Regions from separate parts of the Mus musculus genome. Here all the other regions are linked to region 1. A link is a loop called in an ENCODE intact Hi-C map of the cell type or tissue named here. Cell type or tissue: heart. All regions are shown on one strand.

Region 1 (5,000 bases):
ATTATGTCTAAGTACACTGTAGCTGTCTTCAGACACACTAGAAGAAGGCGTCGGATCTCATTATGTATGGTTGTGAACCACCATGTTGTTGCTTGGATTTGAACTCAGGACCTCAGAAAGAGCAGTCAGTGCTCTTAACTACTGAGCCATCTCTCCAGCCCAGGAATTATTTCTTATCAGTGCTCATGTGTTAATGGCAGCAGGCATAAGGACATAACTGCAGCTACAGTTACGTAGGCAACCTAAGTAAAATCCCACCATATACTTTCTCATGACTGTGTTGTGCTGCAGCTATACAATGTTGCATGTTCTCATTTCCTCCTTCATTCAACAACTATCTTTCTTTCTTTTTTAGTATATGTGATGTGCTAAGTGTTCAGATGCATGTGGGTATGCATGTATGTTCATACATGGGTGGTACCATGTACATGGATGTATGTGTCCATGTGCATGTGTGCTGCTTCTTACTGAAGCAGGGACTGTGGCTGACCAGAGGCTCACAGATTTTGGCTGCTCCACGAGCCAGTGCATCCTGGGATCACCTGTCTGTGTTTCCCACCTTTGTGCTGGGATTCTAGACAGCCACCATGCCTGCTTAGCTTTTATGTGTGTCCTGGGGAGTCCCAATGCTGGTCTGCACACTTGCGGGATAAACCTTTAATTGCCTGATTTCTTTTTGGGTGCTTACAATGTGACAGACACTATTCTAGAAGTTAAGGATACAGATTGACAAAATTCTCTCCATTCTTGTAGTTTATATGCTAAGTAGTAACACTCCCCCTACATACACAACATATAGTTTTCTAAAAGGAAGAACTTACAAGGCACATGGTTACCCATCTCCTAACAATGGTCTCTTGATTAGAAAATTAGTGTTTTCAATATGGATGGCTATCATAAGGAAAAACTGAAATGCTTTCCTTGCACAAAATAGCACAGGGATCTCATTAGGAAAAAATTAATTGTACAGAAAATTTAAAAGGATGATAAGCAGGATTTTCTAGTACTCCACTAAATCATGAGATTGTTTTTAATGAGTCCTTCCAATGACAAACAGCACATCAGTATCCACCCATCCCGACCTCCCGCCATCGGGTAGCGAATGACCCAGGCTGTCTTCCGGCCATCATATCATCCGGACTGCCCGGAACTTTGCCTGTCCTTTCTCAATTGCGTTTCTTAGTGCTCTTCTCCCCAAAGAGTATTCTTCTATTCGACTTATGTTTTATACACAGAAGTCACTTCACTCCTCTCTGAGTCCTCTCAATTCTAATATAAAAAGTGAACATATGGTTTTCCCTGAAATTGGTAGGCTCTGTGGTATACACTGTTGGTTAGTGAACTTCAGAAGCAGCCTGGGAATATGGCCTTTAACTGCTTACAGAGGGACAAACAATAAAAGGGGGAAGGCATTTACCCTGGACAGAGCCCACAGTAACTCCATCAGTCTACACACAATGCAACACTCGTCGACAGTTTCCTGATGTGAGCTGGAATAATAACCATTTCTTTTTTTTTTTAATTTGAATTATCAAGGGTGTAAGTCTCTTTTTTTCCATTTTTATTAGGTATTTAGCATATTTACATTTCCAATGCTATACCAAAAGTCCCCCATACCCACCCACCCCCACTCCCCTACCCACCCACTCCCCCTTTTTGGCCCTGGCGTTCCCCTGTACTGGGGCATATAAAGTTTGCAAGTCCAATGGGCCTCTCTTTCCAGTGATGGTCGACTAGGCCATCTTTTGATACATATGCAGCTAGAGTCAAGAGCTCCGGGGTACTGGTTAGTTCATAATGTTGTTCCACCTATAGGGTTGCAGATCCCTTTAGCTCCTTGGGTACTTTCTCTAGCTCCTCCATTGGGAGCCCTGTGATCCATCCATTAGCTGACTGTGAGCATCCACTTCTGTGTTTGCTAGGCCCCATAATAACCATTTCTTAAGTCAGGAAATCTACATAACAGATTTTTTTATACAACCAAGATCCTCGTATCATTGCGTTTATAATCTTGCTTAATCCACATATTTGCTTTCGTGACTCATTCTATAAAAATTTGAGCAGTGGACTTTTTAAATTTATAAAACAATGCAAAGGAAACCCATGGCACTAGGTGGCACTGTGGGACCTTCCAGGGCAAAGCAATACCAGAAAGTTCTGTGCTAGACAAATTGTTACCGTTGGTTCTGTGCATATAAGTGCACATCAAATATTTTGTGCATCGTCCAATGCCACGCTCATAAAAGCAGCACAATACTGAAACAAGTTCAAAAGAACTCTTTCGGGAAGACACACTCTCATTTCTAATCCCTCGTCCTAATTCCTATGTCCTTAAAAGTTTTTTTTTCACATATTGAATGCATTTTTGAAGCATGTTTCTTCATCAACCCTTTTAAATTTTACTTTAAAGATACTTTTCATTTAAGACTAAAACATCTACATTTAGGACTAAAGCAAGTCACTAATTATCTATTTTTCCCAAAGAATTTCTCCTAGAAAGCTTCTTCCATCAGGGTTCACACTGAAGTCCTGCACTGTGCCCTCTGCTCCCCCAGATGTGACGGCTCCCCCAGATGTGACTACTTGCTGCTGAGTTGCTCGTTTGAATGCAGCTGCCAGCTCATCAAGGTAAAAGTAGGAATAAGGCGGCAGGTAAGGAGATAAAGATATGGACAATATATACACTCGAACTCAGATAAACACAGGCTATCTGCTGTGGACTACCCACTGATCCAACTCGGCCCTCCTGTCCCTAACCGTTTACCTACAAGTGACAAATCTCAAGATAACTCAGGTCAAATAAAGGTATAATAGCAACTTGTCATCTGTCCACAATGTTCTATCACATATGCAGGCCCCTCCTTAAAGAACAAATGCTACTAGTGACGTGGGAGGTAACAGAGTTCACAAACCTCAAAACTAAAGCACTTAGTATTGAATGTACAGAGACATATGATAGTGTAAGGCTTTTTTGTCTTTTGGTTTTTGGTTTTTGGTTTTTTTGATAGTGTAAGTTTTTAAAGGGTAAAATTTATCCACATTAACAATGAGGATGAAGCTTAGTATTACAGGCACAAGTATGATATTTTTAACAAACGTAACAAAAGTCATGTCTAGGAATGCTGTCTTTCAAGTCTGTCGGGGAAAGCCGCCAAGTTCATCTGTAAGCCATGCATCACACAGAACAGCTTCCTTGCAACCTACGAAAATAACAAAGTCCTGTCATTCCTGAACTTCTGGAGACCACAGAGAGGACAATCCTCACATTAGCTACAGGCAGGGCTTGAAAGATAAACACTGAGGCTGTGTGTCACAGAAAGCCAGTGACCAGGAGCAGGTCACAGAGGGAATCAGTTAGCTTGAATGGGGGATTAGCCTTACCTCAGCACCAAAGGTAAATAGATGGTGTTTCGGGTATTTCCAATGGTGTAGTGTCTATACACAGGTGTTTCTGCGGGCACTAAGAACCATCTAGAATCTTTAGCTCATTTACTGTCTGCGGTCCCTGTTCTCTCACCTACTTCTGCAACCCGCCTTCTCCCTCAGAGTAGAGGTTTGGCTTAAACAGTGACCTTGGTTTGAAGGCCAGAGGGATTGGGCAGGACCTTCAAGATAGCAGCAGAGTAGCCATCTCTGGGTTTGCTTTCCCTTTCCATTGTCTCATCAGAGAACAGTGCTCTCTGGAAGCTTTGAGATGCGATCCTGCAGCAGCTATTACAGCAAGGGAGCAGACTCCAGCTGACTTGATGCCAAGCCTGTGAGGAAACAGATTTGCCAGATGCATATGGGGGAAAGCACTTCTCACCAGTTTTTGTTTCAAATATGGCAAGTGCAGACAGATAAAACCCATATAAACCATGCTCTCTGGCCCTCAGCAAACATAAGCAAAAGGGTTTCCTCGCATCTCGGTATGATTTCCTGAGTGCTGGCATGAACCTTTTCTCACAATGGGCTGTGATTAGGAGCTTGGGGGAGGAGCATTATGGCGGGTACAGGGCAGTGCTACAGGTCGGGTGCTTTGGATTTGCTATTGTAGTAGGTGGGGCAATCCAGGCAGAAGAGGGAACAGAGAGGCTCTGGAGTGGACGATGGTGATGGTGCATGCTATTATTCAGCCGGTGTTCGGTGCTGTATCTCAAATGGACTGTTTCCCTGTCTTTCTCTGGGAGCTTAAACTCTAGGAGACTACAACCCAGCCTCCACATTTAAATGTCATTAAAGAGTGCTACCACATCTGCATAATCTGCTCCTACCTCCCTGCCTATGTCCACCTCTCCCATCCTTATAGGTCTCTGCACATGCTAGCTCTGGGTGCTGGGTCCATTTCCGACAGCTGCTCCTGCCCGGGCTTCCGTCAGTGGTAGCTTTCCAGTATCTCTTCCTGCTGAATATGCTGGTGTGCTATGTGTCTCTCTCCATTTGCATGAAGCACACTTGCAGCCTTCCACTTTTTCGTGTGTGGGGGATACCACTTGGTGCTAAAGTGCTTGCCTATACACAGGCCCTGGGTTTGAGCTCCATGCAGAGCAATGAAGGCACCATTTTTGTTTGGCTTCATCCTGGGCCAGTTCATGAGGGACTAAGCTTATTTGTGCTCCATCTAATATTTTCTGTTCTTAGGAATATGCCTAAAGCAGAATACTACTATCTCAATCAAGGGTTGTTTTCTGTGCAGTCGTGTGTGTGTGTGTGTGTGTGTGTGTGTGTGTGTGTGTAGAAGTCAGAGGTCAATGTTGGATAACTTACTTTACCACTCTCCACCTTTCTGTGGAGAATTTTAAAGAATCTTATGTTTTTTAGTGTTTTCCCTGCATCATGTATGTACACTATGCCCACAAAGGCCAGAAGAGGGCACTGGATCTCCTGGAACTGGAGTTACAGACAGTTGTGAACCACCATGTGGGTGCTGGGAATCAAACCCTGGTCCTCTCCAAGATCAAATGCTCTCAACCTCTCAGCCATCTCTCCAGGCAAGACTAGCAGGCCAACAAGCTCTAGGG
Region 2 (5,000 bases), 1.0 Mb after region 1:
TATAGAGAGATAAAATTGCGTTTGTTTCTTGTTTTTCTACCAATGAGGAAAAGTCAGAAGAGCAAACATACACAGGACATTAGGGCACGCTAAGGACCGAGTCTGTTACAAATTCCATGGTCTCCACAGCTCTGGGCTAAATGTTTCCATCCTTTACAGATGAGGAAAATGAAGCTGGGGACTAGAACAGCAAACAGTGGCAGCCTGTGACAAGTGAGAGGAAACTGTCCACAATAAGCTGGTCACACTGGAGGGACATGTGTTTAGGAAGTGGAGTGTCTTCTGGAGAGCTCTTCGCTTCTCCAAGAAGCAGGGACTTCTGCTTCTCTGTTAATCTCAGTGATTCTCTTGTCATTCTTTTCCAAAAATGAAACAAGGCAATCACTTCCTGACCTAGGAAAATAAAATGTTCTATGAATTTTTATCTCACTATTTATACAGCAAGCTTTTTGGATACCAGTTAAGTGTTTTGGTGGGACATTTAAAAATAAAGCAAGCTAAATAAAAACTGCTAAAGCACATAGAACAAAGGGAAAAAAATCATGATTAGTGATTAGAGAACAGATACCCGGAGACTTAAATATTTAAGAGGCAAAGGGTTACAGACATAAATGTAAAGAAAGAGTAAGGGGGGCCACCTTTATGTAAGACAAGGGTGGGGCTGGGACCATGGCAAGAGTCTTCACTTGATCTTAGAGGCGGTTTTACTGTGTGACCTTTGTTTCTAAGTCTTCCTTCCTTCCTTTCTTCCTCTCTTTCTTCCTTTCTTTCTTTCGTTCTTTCTTTCTTTCTTTCTTTCTCTCTCTCTTCCTTCCTTCCTTTCTTTCTTTCTTTCTTTCTTTCTTTCTTTCTTTCTTTTGTTAGTGACTCTCAGGTAACAGCTCTACATCCTGATTCTTCTTATTCTGCCGAGTAACATTTGCCTACTTGTGGCTTCATTTCTATCTCACAACCTAGCAACTGGCAGTGCGAAAGGAACCAACTATTCAGATTAAAAATAATGTTCTTTATTTCCTCATCATCTTAAAGGGAGAAAAAAATCCTCACAGTAAATATAAGCACTACAATTTACTAATATTCCATGATTTGTGCTTGCCTTTGTTGAGTCTTGTCGTGGCCTAAACAAACACTATGCAGATCCTAATGTAATCAGAAATGCTGGTTTGTGGACCTTAGGCACTGGCTCTGCCGGGACAGTTTTCACTGTAACTATGCTTGTTTTTATAGCACAATGATATACAGAAACTTGCAGCCACTGCTGGTCTTGAGGCGTCTGCATATGAAGCAGAAAACATCATTTTCTTCCATTTCAAAGAGTTCACCACAGGGTGCCAAGAAGGAAGGACTATGTCCCTCCAGCCACACACTGCCCTCTGGCACTCAGACTCAAGTCCCCAGGGACAGACAATCTCTGACTTTTCCAGTTCTAGGTAACATTTCCCACAACCCCTGGTTCATAAATATTGACATTTTGGAAGAAAGAGAAGGAAGGAAAACGCTTGAGGAAAAAAAAGTTGAAGTGTTTATGTTTTTTTAAAAAAAAATAAATATACCCTATCTTGGAACTTTTAAAAATAGTATTATCCATCAACAACTAGATAATATAGGAAACTAACTTTCAACGGGATTGTCTGGTCTCTTCTTTGTCCAGAAGGAATAACCTTTCACCCAGCAAAGCTGAGTTTAAGGCCCTTTTCTCTAAGAAATGCTACAGAGGACCCCCCCCCCCCTTGAATTTTTCCCCCACGAATAACCGATCTCTAAATCACAGTAAATTTGGGACTGTTTTCAGCAAAGTGTTTTCTGTTTTCCTGTGAAATATTTCCTCCCACCAGGCTTCAAAAGCAGAAAAACCACAGCCACACAGATCTTCACGAACGCCTCGGAGCCCAGCCTGATTCCACTGCTGTGGAACTACAGCGCAACCTGGCGGTCATTTCTGTTTCCTGCCGTGGTTCAGCGGGGCGGATGGAAATAAAAGGTAGAAAACAACAGCGAAGAATCCATAGTGCCTGCCTGCAAGCATAATCATCACACATGGAATTTTAAGGTGTTTAACAGCAATATTCCTTTTAATAATACTTCTGTGGTGTTGCTGGTGCGTCGTTACAACAACAGAATCCTGAGCCTTCATATTCTTTCTTAATACTCCTCTATTTTCTTTTCTAGACCGGGAACAGGGTGTGTGTAGCACTGTGTAGTACAGGCTGTCTTGGAACTGGCTATGTAGACAAGGACTCACAAAAGATCACCCTGCCTCTGCCTCCTGGGTGTTGAGATTAAGAACACAGTCATACGCCTGGCAAACACTCCCCTTTTTCTGACTTTAGTGGTTATATTTCCTTTTTTTCTTTCTTTCTTTTGGGTTTCTTGAGACAGGGTTTCTCTGTGTAGCCCTGGGTGTCCTGAAACTCACTCTGTAGACCAGATTGGCCTCAAACTTAGAGATCTGCCTGCCTCTGCCTCCTGAGTGCTGGGACTAAAGGCACGAGTCACCACTGCCAGGCCTTTTTTAAAAACTTCTTAAGCAAGGATACAAAGAAGTTACATTAAGTAATTGTCAGCTATGGGATGAATCTTTTCTCTTTGTATACAAGAAAATGGTCAAAAGAAAAAATATGCCTTTATCGTAAGACTTTGTTGTAGTCTTCAAATTCGAGATAATTTGATTCTTCTTTTTCTGCAAAGCAAGTACTTTCTTGCTACTGTTGTTTTTTGAGACAAGGTCTTGCCCTTGTGTTGTTTGGATCTCAGGACTCTCTGCCTGTGACCCACACACACACACACACACATACACACACATACACACACACATACACACACACACACACACACATACACACACACACATACACACACACACATACACACACACATACACACACACACATACACACACACACACACATACACACACACATACACACACACACATACACACACACACACACATACACACACACACATACACACACACACATACACACACACATACACACACACACATACACACACACACACATACACACACACACACACACACACACATACACACACACACACATACACACACACACACACACATACACACACACATACACACACACACACACACACACACACAGGGCTGGCTTACAGTTATCAACGCCAACACTGGGGATGCTGGGGGGTTGGTTTCGGGTTTTTGTTTTGTTTTGTTTTGTTTTTTGTTTTTTTTTTCAGTGATGGAGACAAAATTCAAAAGTGTGGGCATAGGAAGCAACAGTGTATCACAGAAAAGCACACCTAACCCTTGGTTTTATTTGCTTGCTTGCTTGTTGTTTATTGGCATAGGGTCTCTGTATCTAAACTTAAAGACTTCGAATCTTAGAATTCAGAATCTTTGTGCCTCTGCATCTTGAGAGAAGGTTCATAGACATTCATTGTCCCCTACAGAAATGAATGGTTTTAAAAGTTAAGTTCCTTCACATCTATTTATTTGCCACTGAAATTTGAAACACATCAGAATGTCCTCTTGCTGCAGTTTAAGTATTTGAACATGAGAAAAATCTAATTATCTGCTCCTGTTGGGGTATCCAACAGAGAAGACTGCTCAGCCAAGGGTTTAAGCCAATAGAAAGTCTTTATCAGCTTTGTGGTGACTATGCCGGGGATCTTAGTGTACCACTGAGCCTTTCTCAGGTTGAGCTTTCAGCACAGAAGCCACATTCAGTTAACATGAGCAGTTAGCCAGAAGTGAAGAAGCCAAAACACAAGGTTAGTGCAGTCAGGGATTTCCTGGGATTATGGACTTCGATGGATTAGGCCTTTAGTTTTAGGAGGCGGTGCTGGTTCCATGCTGGGTTCCAAAGTCTGAATGGTACTTCCATCATGGAGTCAGTTGTGCTAAAGTCTTGAGGCCTGTTAGATTTATATTATTTATATATGTTATATGTGTGTGTATTAAACAATAATGTAAATATGTTGGATATAAATATAGCATATACAATTATATATAAGCATATAACATCTAATACATACATTATAAATATTTAAATAAATAGAACATAATGTATTAATTTTATATGATATACATGTAAATGTGCAATAAAATATAAAATATTAAATGCATAGCTATGAACACACTTTTGTGAATAGATGTGTATATGTACATATATAATATATACATATATAATATATACATATAAAATCTTTTTTTGAAATGTCTCAAGTAGCCAAGAGTGACCTTGTTCTTCTGATCCCCCTGCCTCATATGTCCAAGTGCTGGTATTGTGGTCACAGACTGTCATGCCTGATTGTTTAGGGCTGGGGATAGAACCCAAGCTTCCTGACTGCCAGGCAAGCACTCCACCCACAAAGCTACAACCCCACCACAGGGCTCAATGCTTGATAATGAACCCCCTTAAGCCTAATGTCTACGTTCTCTTTCAAATGGAGAAAAATCTGTTCTGAGTATCTCCTGTCCCTAGCATTCAAGAGGCAGGAAGATGATGAAATCAAGACCAATTTGTGCTAAATAGTAAATTCAAGACCAGCCTGGATGGTTTCCTGTTTTCATAGCCAGCAGGGTCGGGGCCCCTTCCTTCCTGCAGGAGTAGCCATCTCCTACTTCCTGTGAAATCAATATTCTTCTGTCCTGCAATTGTGGCGGCCCTGGTAAGAAGAGAAGAGGATTTAGTACCAGGAGTAAGAGGCAAGCACTAGGCTCCTTACTTAGTGTTTCTGAGCTAACAGTGGGGAAAGGTGCTGAAACTTCCTAGGAATTTTCTTCATCGGGTATTTGCTACCCACTAATTTGCCACAGATCTATCAAAAGTCTAGTCACCTCTCTATACTCTTTCTGAATTATTGGGTCCAGCACAAGATAATGCTGGGCTCTCAAACTTTGGAAGTATAGATTTTTCCCCTCAAGAAAGACAAAATCTACATGTTTTTCTTTCATAACTAACAGCACCATTGACACAGGGGACCTGAAGGGTAAATTGGCAGTTCATAGTAAT
Region 3 (5,000 bases), 63 kb after region 1:
GTGGCTATTTAGGTAAACCGAGAACTTAAGTAACAAAAAGTCAAGATATGAAAGACAAAAACAGATAAGCGTAATACAATGAATTTCCCCTTGTAAGTCACTGCTAATAATAAAAGAGAAGGTTGTGTGTGTGTGCACGCGCGCGTGTGTACATGAGTTAGGAAGAATGACTTACAAACATCTGATAAATTATTTGGGTCCATTATAAGGACCTACACCCAAGTATAAAGAAACCGACAGTTCAGTTTCTTCTTTAAATGGTCAAGAAAGATGAACAGTCACTATCCAAAGACATAGAGGTAGCAAATCAACACTCATAAAAACTGTCCATCCTTAGCCAGTGAGGGGCAGCAAATGAAATCCATGACGTCATGTTACTGCATGACCACAAGAATGACTAAATGCAAACCTGCTAAAACTAAGCGCTGGCAAGGATGCAGAACAACTGGGCTCCACACAGTCCTCTGGGAACCTAAGACACTGCAAAAGTTTGAAGGCTGCTTCGAATTCAAAACACATTCCTCAGGTCCCAGCAATTTCATTTCTAACTTCTCCCTAAGAGATTTGGGAAAATATGTCTAAATGAGGTCTATCCACAGTCACAAGAAGCACAAACACAAAAAAAAAAAAAAAAAAAACAAGTTACCAGCTTTCTAACACTATAGCAGAGTACCCTACAGAGAAACTGTAGAGAGAAAGGTTTCCCAGCATTAGAGGCTCTTTCTGTGATAAGGTAGAGCACTGTCTCCCTGGTGCCCTGTGGATCTCCACAGTGTCCCATCTAAGATTCACAGCACCTCCCAACAGCTGCACCCTAGGGACTTTCAAACCCTTAACACACACTGGAAATCATTCACTATCTGAAGTATCCCACAACTTAAAGCTCATCAACAATCACGTACTAAGCAATGCAATGTGACTCAGCAATGACAAGGTTCGCTGATGCACCTGGTAACAGGACAAGAGCCACAAAAGGGAAAATCACAAAGGGAAGGTAGGTAGCCAGCCTCCTCTGGAAAGATGGACAGGTCCCTCTGGAATAAGCAAAGGGACACATTCAGTGTTGGGAGCTCAGCTGAGAGAAGGGCTGAGAACAAAGAGGCACAAAAGAACCTCTGACCAAATAGAAATCACCTTATCCTAGACTGCCACAACATACATGGGTTCGCTTGTCAGAGCTCAGAACTGAACACCCAACATGGGCAAATATTAATACCCAAAAGGGATATTGGCAAGAAAATTTGAACTTTCTGCCAACAATAATAAAACAAATGGTCAATCAGAGATAGTTACAGTGGAAGAATAGATTACCCTTGGTAGGTGTGTGCTTGGAGGATGAAAACTAAGATGAGAACTGTGCGCCCATTAAGAACCAAGGGTTGCAGGGCTGAAAGCCCAGTTCTATAGCAGTTCTAGTAGCTTGAATCCAAATTAAGAAAACTTAATCTTGGTTTTAAACAACTTCGAGGGACATGTTTCTAAAGAGGACCTTTATAAACATCCAGAGTACGTAATGTATATTATTTATTACTGGGCAAAAAGATTTTGGAGCAAATACTTTTTTAGTTTGGAAATGATGACATTATAAAAATTAATGGTATTTGTTAATGGGTAATAAAATAACTCTAGTCAATTGGCTAGTTCTACACTAGTAGATTTCTTTAAATAGTAATGAAATCATTGCTTAAAAAAATCCATCATTATTAAAAAAAAAAAAAATGGCCTCAACCTCCACCAAAATTAGATTTGTAAGTTGCTGGTCATCCCCATAATTAAATCCACGTCACAAATCTGCAAGAAAAATGGCCACTGTGACTAATGCATTTAAGGCTTCACCAGTCCCAACAGGCTACAGGAGCACTGTGCTGCTAAAGTGGACTTGAGAGACGTTCTGCGCATTTTTATTAAATAACAAGACCACTTTTTAATTTCCATTGGCTAATTCAGATAAGAGTGTGAGCCCGTCCTCCTCCCTAAGCAGGGGAGCATCTTCTTATCCTGGCCTGCCTGGCCTTGGACACACTTGGCTAGTGTTGGACAAGCACTGTACAGAGAAGGATCTGAGAGAGACAGGCACGCACCCCACTGCCGGAATCCATGAGTCTGGATTTTTCCTTGTCTGTCTCAAGGAGTTCTAACCTGTTTCTTGACGAAGTGATTTAGAAACCCAAAAGCACAGTGTATCAAGGGACTCAGTGGACACAAGGAGAGAATTAGAGAATAGGCTGACTCAGACACAGGCAAATTCTCCCTGTAATGGTGCTAATTCCATCTTTCGGAGAGGAGAGGGTGGGCAGGCAAGAGACAGCCTGTGTAGGCTGCAGGATTATCTGTGAAGTTACAGCAGCTTTTTCCTGTGTGATTTAATATCTGCTACCTCTAGTCATAACAAGATAGCCTTTTATTTATAGTGTTGCTGTGAATTTGGGGGCTTGAGATAAATTCAAATTTTAAAAGTGGGTCTGATTTAACAAAGAGCACGCTGACATGGCAAGGCCCATAATGGAGGCGGGGTGCTGGGAACCAGCACTGGGGGCGGCCCTGACTTCCTGCCGCTTCATGCTTTTACTGTAGCTTTTCTCCACATACTTATTTATGTGCTGTGCTTTTGCTTCAGTGTCTAGAACCACGCAGTGCACTAACAGGGCTCTGAGGACATTCAAGGTAATTTTCTCTTGTGTGAAGGAAGCTCTGGGTGAGAAGCTGCAGCCTTCCCTGGATCTGCAGAGCTCTGGAGCTTGGGACCGACATCCTGCAGCCAGAGCCAAATTATCTTGGGCCATCTTTAGTGCCCTTAATAGTTCTTTATTGTTCCTCCTTGTGTGGGAGCTACTCTCTTTGGGCCAATGAGTGAGGTAAGTCCTTCGGAATGTACAGAAACCTAGCCCTCCCCCACCTCTAAAACCAGAAGGTTAAGATGACATCAGAGGCATCTGAGGCCAACAGCAGAGAGGAAGCCTATTTGCTGCAACTAATCTACCTAATGTGTTTAGGAAGTGTTTTATTTATGATTTTTCTGTGTCCTTGTTATTATAAAAGCTTTATGAAACTGCTTCCATATTGAAATGTGGGATTTGTGGAGCCCTAAGTCTGTGTTCCTGGTCCTCTATCACTCATATTTGGCTTTAGAATCAACTTGTGTTCCCTTTGGGTGAGCTCTGTGTTTTGTGTCACGCTGTTAAATGAACCAGTGGTAATACTTTGTCACTGTGTGTGTAAGCTAGGATCCACTCTGTTGGCTGAGACAGGGTCACTTACTTCCTGGTCTGTAACTCAAATGTAGGGTAGGCTGGTTAGCCAGCAAGCCCCATGCACCCTCCTGTATCTGTGGTCCTGAGCTTGGAATTTGAGCACAGAGCACAGTATCTGGCCCACCTGAGCCTCAGTTTGTGTGGCTAGACTAAGCTAATCAGCACGACTAGTCAAACTAGCCAGCAATCCAGCCTTCAGGATGTCTGTTAGTCCCAACAGGTGGTATGCTCCTTGCTGTAAAGGGAAACATCTGGAAAACAAGCTGTAAAGGCAAAGTCCTTTCAAAAGTCTTGATCGTGTGACATCCAAGCTACAAGGATGAGTTTGAAATGGTGCTGTGCAGGGTGGCACTAGCCACCTGGAAACAAGGATGCTTGTTTGTTCTTGTTGTGGATGGCCCTGGAGTTGTTTGTATTTTGATGTTAATTCCATTTACCCTGGAGGGGCTGTCTGGATGAGTACTCAGGTGACTTCTTGTGACCTATCCCCTAATGAATAAAGGAGCCAATCACTGAACGAGTAGGCAGGACTTTTGGTTGGATGGAGGAAGAGAGGAAGCTGGAGAGAGTTAGGGGCTTTGGGGATGGGGATAGCAAGAGAGCAAGATATTGGGGATAGCGAGAGAGCAAGATATAGCTACCAGACTTAATGGCAAATATGCCAGTATTTGCCACAGAGGATTTAGATTTATCATGGCTTACAAGAATAGGATTCTAGTTGCCATGCCAGTGATTGAGTTACCATTGTTTCTGAACTAATAAGTTTGTGTGGTGTTTTCCTTTACACAGTGGTTCAACTGGGTTTGAGAGAGAAAGGGATGGCAGAAAAGCATGGGTTTGCCAGATGTGAACCACAACGGCTGTGGGGGTTTTGAAGCATGGGGCTGGCATGGTAACAACCCTCCCACCATAGGAACTTAGTGAGCTGGGTGAACAGATTTTGGAGCTCTGGGCCACAGAGTCTGCTGAGATGAGAACACTCGGCTGGAGCCATGTGGCCCACCAGTGCCTGGTGTTCCTTGGGAAGTTCCAGTTTTTTTTAATATTTCCAGCAACATGTTCAGGCATTAAAGTTTAATGAAAATCAAGTAAGTTGTGAACTTTGATGGGTAAACCAAGATTCCAAGTGAATAATTTGGATTGGTTAAAATCAACATCATAATTAATAATGAGCAAAATGACCTCCGTATACATGAACTAAATACATGCTAGACTTAAGTAAAAGAAGGGAGGGAAGGAGGAAGGGAGGGGAGAGAGAGAGAGAAAGAGGAAGGAAGGAAGGAAGGAAGGAAGGAAGGAAGGAAGGAAGGAAGGAAGAAATTTCTAGCTTCTAGCATTCAGGAGACTTAGGCAGGAGCATCATTAGTTCAAATCAGACCTTGTGCAGAGAGCAGGGTGAGCAGGAGAAGGAGGAGAGGGAGGGATGGAGAGGAAGAGACTGAGTGTTGGAGAAGAAGGAAAGGGAAAGGTGAAGGGAGGAAACACTTCATGCCTTCATTAACATTTGAGATTCTTCACTATTTTTGCTGGCACCCTCTTCTGGACTCTATAGGCACTAGGTACACTCATGTACATGCAGGCAGACACACCTCCTTCTGAGGAGGATGTAACATCAAGACACTGCTCTTGAAACATGTAGGTTTTACCCTATATACATGGGCATCTGCACTATGTAGGATACAGGGGCATCTGCACTATGTAGGATACATGGGCATCTGCACTATGTGTAATACAGGAGCATTTGCACTA
Region 4 (5,000 bases), 140 kb after region 1:
AGTGGCATGCTGATTTAAATTATTTTATAAGTTACTTCTAGCTGGAAATATTTATCCTGCTCCTACTTCTTAGATTTTTATTTATTTACTTGTTTGCTTATTGATTTATTTGTTTGGGGGTTTCCAGACAGAGTTTCTCTGTGTAGCCCTGGCTGTCCTCTGTAGACCAGGCTGGCCTTGAACTCAGAGATCTGCCTCCTGGTGCTGAGATTAAAGCTGTGCACCACCCCCACGAAGAAAAAAAAAGCCTATAATACTACCATAAGGATTGTTGGAAAATGAAACAGTATTTCTAAGACACAATAGTGTAAAAAAGTTCAATAAGCAGAATCCAAGGGAACAACTGAGCTCACAGAGTCCATCTTGTATCTGCCAGAACAAGAAACTCTAGGGAACTGATTCACCATCAGCAACCTTCCTGTCCACTCAGCACTGGGGAAGGCAAGGGAAAAGGCATTTGGCAAACCCAGACATGCGGGGCTATAGGCCACACACGTCAGCAGGAACTCCATCTCAATGCTGAGCAGAGATCTAGCCTCACTGTAACCAGTACAGTGGAGCATCGTAAGTAGCCTCAAAGACAGGAGCATGTCACTTCTCCCAGCTCCAGGAACAAGAGATTCCCCCTTCATTTGACTGAACTCAAAATCCCAACTTAACAGTTTCCCAAAGGCTCACAGAAAGGTTGTTTCTAAAACTAACTGGTAACTATACATACTCTATGTTGCATTTAAATTTTAAAATATGTTAAATTTAAAGGGGAAAAAATTAAATATAGAAAGCTTTCCTATCGAAATCACTGTTTAAATAATTCAATCCAAACGATTCCAGAAGTTACTCTAAATGGAGAAATTAGGGCTGGGGAAAGAAAAAACACTATTCAGAGAGATCATCCATTCACTTCTGTAAGGTTTTAATAACAAGGTAAAATTTCAAATATCTACATGGGCACCTCCTACTTGGGAAAGACTGTGTGTTCTTCTGTCCTTATTTGGGTCCATTGCATGGTTGATATATTCGATCTGCCAATAAACCTGGAACCTAACTCATGAGGTCAAAAACATATGAACTGAAGAAACTCAATTAATATCTATGAAAAGCAGAACAAGGTTGTCTGAAGGTGGGGGAGAGGGTATAAAACGCCAGTGACACGTCCCATGTTCCCACCAGTGTCCACAGGTCACATTACAAAGCTCCTACTATTCAGAGATTGGAGCGGAGGTTTTAACCCATCCACACTTCCCTGCCAAAACATACAGTGTGCATAGTCTAACACAGTCTGCAACTGTTGGACGGCTGCTGTAGTAACGGCAGCCCAGCAGCACACGGAAGTAGTGTCCCGTAAGGAAAGAGTGCAACGTGTCAGTACAATTGGGAGTTTTAGTCAGCAACTAAGGCACACTAAAAATTGAAGTTTGGAGCAAGGGTATCCTTTTTTCCTTTTTCTCCTATCCGCCGCTCCCGCCAATAATCTCCCCCAAACCCCTTTCTCTCCAACAGACTTTTTTTTGGGGGGGGGGGGCGGCAAAAGGGAGGAGTCGGAAATAGACTGGATAATGAGGTCTATTCCAGGATAGATAAAGAACTCCTGGCAACCTATAGTCCCTTGGGATGGGATGCTACTAAGAACGAGAGGAGTAACTTTCAGTTTCTGTACCCTCACTCCGGCACTGAGCAGAAGTCATTGATTGCCCGCAGAAAAGGCAACCTGCACTCCCACTCCCCTGCCCCATTCCTAATTCCCTCCTGGGCTAGCAAGTGAGAAGAACCTGCTAAAAGCCCCCCTCTCTCCCGCTGCGAGACAGAGGGCTGTGCCGCAGCCAGGGCGGCCGCTCCTCCCGGGGACTCGCCGACGAGTTCAGAAGTGGGAGCCGGCGCGCTGCAGCCGGCGGAGGTGCGGCACTTACCCCCGTTCACTCCGACCGACGGCTCGAGCTTAGCGGCGCCGATCGCCACCACTATCCCGACCATGAACCATTCTTTCCTCGCCCTCTCCAGCAGCCTCATATTTGTTAGGGCGGGTGGGTTTTGTTTATTTGTTTGGCTGGCTTGCTTTCCAAACTGCGATCCCTAAATCCCCGGGGCGTCTCCACACTTTCCTCGATCCCTCCAGACATGCAGCAGAGCAAGTCAAATTGCCACTCGTAAACTAAAGACCGAGGGGTGGCTCGGGCGGCTCCGAGGCGGGCTGGGAGTAGTAGTACCCAGTGACAGGAAAGCCTCGCTGAGCGCCGCCATCACTACCACGCACCTCAGAATAGACGCGCCCACCCGCCGAGGACCAGGGCGCAGGGGACGTAAAACGGAGGCACACCAGGAGCACGCAAGTGAGACGAGTCACGGGCTGCACTAACAGGACCCGCCGCCGTGCATACACGGCCAAGCTTGGGGAGGCCCGCAGTGGGAGAGAGGGATGAGGCGCCCCAGACGCCCAGCCTCATCATGGGTGTCGCTGCAGTAAAGCTATATTGACGGCGGCCCGAGCCCCGAGACATGCCTTGCAGAGAGCGTCTCTCACTCTGCCCTGAGCCCGAGAGACCCGCGGCGTGCGCTGGGCCGGTACCGGGCTGCGCCGTGGCGGCGGCTGCGCGCGCCAATGCCTGCTATGTCTATGCGCGTATACTCGAGACATTACGGCGACGACCGACGTCGCGTTGACGTTGCGCGGGGGGAGGGGAAGCCATTCGCGGCCTCTGGTTCTCGGCGGGAGCGGCGGCGGCAGACGCGTGTGGCGACCGGCGCGGGAAAGCGGCTTCCTAGTTAGGGAAGCGTTAGCCCCGTGGGTAGGTTGAAAATCGGTGGCCGAGCAGACGTCCGGGACGGCAGGCCCCCCGCCTTCCCGCAGCGGCGGCGGCGGGAAGGCGGGGAAGGCGGGCTGGGCCTTCCCGCCAGGTCGGTGGCCTGCCCGGGCCTTTCTGCCCGACCGCCTCCGCGGCCAAAACCCGCCTCGGGAGTGGGGAGGACGGCCGGGATGGGGCAAATCTTCCCTGGGGGGCGGTGAGAGAGCGACCCAGGCTCCTCCCCACCCGTGTGCCGCGCGTGGGCGGGCGATTCCGGAGGCCGCGTGGTGCGGGCCTTTGCCTGACCCCGAACCACTAAAGCAACAGGACAACTGAGAGGGGGCCAGGAACTCAGAACAAAAGCAGTGAGGGCCAGATCCAGGGTGGAGGGTCTGATGTCCGCCCCCTCCCCCAACCCTCGGTTTCTTGCATTGCATTTTGGCGAATCTATGACATAGTTTCACGAATGGTCTTCCGAGCATCAACCCTTCCTCTTTATGCACCCAAAGAAAGAAAGGAACAAAGTATTGTGGGACATTTTGAAGCAGCCTGGTATCAGCTACTTGAATAGTTTACTATGGAACGTAACGTTCGAAAGGGATTGTACCAGACTTTCATTCTGAATGCATTCAAAGCTTGAAAGAGACTCGGCGTGCAATTTGCTCTATTTAACTTTATCTTGCTGACATGACTCGCTATCCAAAAACTAAGCTGCTTTAAGCAGTTGTGCTATCAGTTCTCAGTTGCACAGCCCCCACTGCTCGGTAATTACGCATCAGGCAGCATGAAGAAAAGCTAATCTCAAGATAAAAAGAACTTAATAGGGAGACATTAAACAATTTACCAGGCAAAAGAAGTACATGAAATGTGATAAAGGCTTATTATAAGACAGTCACAAGGTAAGTGGAGTTCTAGGAAGTAAAATTTATAACATAATTTTCTTCAGTAATTTTGCTTGGTTCAAAAGGAAAAAAAAATCTGCCTCAGTCATCGAATACTCAAAAGGTCATCACAGATAGTGCTGCTTAAGTAAGGCTGCTCACAGAGTCTTTCTAGAGATTTTGACCTGTTTAGAACAAAATCTTAATTCATAGAATATTTTAACCGTAGTTTTGTGAATTGTATTGTCAAGGACTGTATTAGTTTGCTAGGGCTGCTATAACAAATAGTCCCCTCCCCGAGTTAGCTATACTCAGACAATAGACATGTTGTTTTACTGTTGCAGAATAAGGAAATCCAAAATGGAGATATTGGAGGGCCATGTGTTCTAAAGGCTCTTTCCAGCTTCTTGTGGCTGTTAATATTCCCTGGCTTCCTTGATTTAGGTTCTGATGCTCCAGTCTCGACCTGGTTAGGCATCACATCTCCCTCCATATGTTTCAAGTGGCTGCTCTCTGCATCCTTGAGCATTCATTACCTTTTTTCTGTGTGTATCTTTAAAAGATACTTGTCCTTGGATTTAAAGCCTAACCAGATAGTCCAGAATAATGGGTCATATTCATTTAGATTAAGTTTATGAGCCTATATCCTTTCTCCAACTTAACTGGAGTACCATCCCCTGTAAAAGACACGTTTTCCCATGACCTCAGAAGGTGACTTGTAGAAATCAGATGTTGATAGGTATGAAAAGCTGCAGTTCTTCTGAATGTCATACAAAGGTGTGCAGGTGGAGTGTAAGCACCACGTAGGGTGGAGAGAGGAACTAGATTGAGATATCTATAAGCCAAAGTAGTCTAAGAATTACTGACAACCACTGGAAGCTAGGAGGGAGTCATGGTACAGATTTTTGTTAAGGCTTCTGATAGAAACTTACCTTCATACTTCGTGACTTCCTGAACTGTAAGAAAATCAATGTTTTATAACACACCTCCCACCCCCAGCCCTTTCGCAATGCATTGTTACAGCAGCCTGAGGAAACTAATACAATAATATTCACAGGTGCTCGTGTGCAGTAGTCCTAGTGGCTTTTCTGTTCTGTTCTGAGACCCAGCAGCTGTCACCGGTGAGCTACTTGGAAGGCCGATTTGGCGAGCTTGTAGGAGGAGCTTGAGACCTTCACGTCCCCTCCGACTCTCAGCTGGAAGGCAAGATGGTTGAAGCAGATCGCCCAGGAAAGCTCTTCATTGGTGGGCTTAATACAGAAACAAATGAGAAAGCCCTTGAAGCAGTATTTGGCAAGTATGGACGAATAGTGGAAATACTTTTGATGAAAGACCGGGA

What was found. A loop is a pair of places that touch in the nucleus more often than their neighbours do. Peaks named below come from ENCODE experiments on the same cell type or tissue, not always from the same donor. Only the 100,000 strongest peaks of a DNase experiment are listed, where the experiment ranks them.
Region 2: it touches region 1 in a loop (4-fold over the local background); 2 of 42 quality-filtered maps call a loop at or near these places.
Region 3: a loop joins it to region 1, with 2.2 times the contacts of the local background. A loop is called at or near these places in 3 of 42 quality-filtered maps.
Region 4: a loop joins it to region 1, with 2.4 times the contacts of the local background. A loop is called at or near these places in 19 of 42 quality-filtered maps.

Annotation. Positions count from the first base shown.
Region 1 is chr8:78,646,212-78,651,211 of GRCm38, reverse strand. The region is part of intron 5 of Slc10a7 (solute carrier family 10 (sodium/bile acid cotransporter family), member 7); the gene reads right to left. Among named protein-coding and RNA genes, the nearest start is that of Gm39203, 26 kb to the left of the region's middle. In heart, a CTCF peak has its summit at 2,118 (motif pointing right); a DNase peak (open chromatin) is centred at 3,741.
Region 2 is chr8:77,627,259-77,632,258 of GRCm38, reverse strand. It overlaps 1700092C02Rik (RIKEN cDNA 1700092C02 gene), which reads right to left. Exons shown (of 3, transcript NR_045467.1): 2 at 4,537-4,653; 3 at 3,302-3,429. Among named protein-coding and RNA genes, the nearest start is that of 1700092C02Rik, 5.6 kb to the right of the region's middle. In heart, a CTCF peak has its summit at 1,929; no DNase peak of the experiment used is centred here; H3K27ac peaks cover 528 bases.
Region 3 is chr8:78,582,884-78,587,883 of GRCm38, reverse strand. The region is part of intron 5 of Slc10a7 (solute carrier family 10 (sodium/bile acid cotransporter family), member 7); the gene reads right to left. Among named protein-coding and RNA genes, the nearest start is that of Slc10a7, 76 kb to the right of the region's middle. In heart, no CTCF peak of the experiment used is centred here; a DNase peak (open chromatin) is centred at 2,783; H3K27ac peaks cover 286 bases.
Region 4 is chr8:78,506,582-78,511,581 of GRCm38, reverse strand. Rbmxl1 (RNA binding motif protein, X-linked like-1) reads left to right here and starts at 2,654. Exons shown (of 2, transcript NM_001252089.1): 1 at 2,654-2,783; 2 at 4,765-5,000. The coding sequence starts at 4,870. Slc10a7 (solute carrier family 10 (sodium/bile acid cotransporter family), member 7) reads right to left here and starts at 2,254. Exons shown (of 12, transcript NM_029736.2): 1 at 1,908-2,254. The coding sequence starts at 2,007. In heart, no CTCF peak of the experiment used is centred here; DNase peaks (open chromatin) are centred at 2,241, 2,671 and 2,971; H3K4me3 peaks cover 3,335 bases; H3K27ac peaks cover 2,743 bases.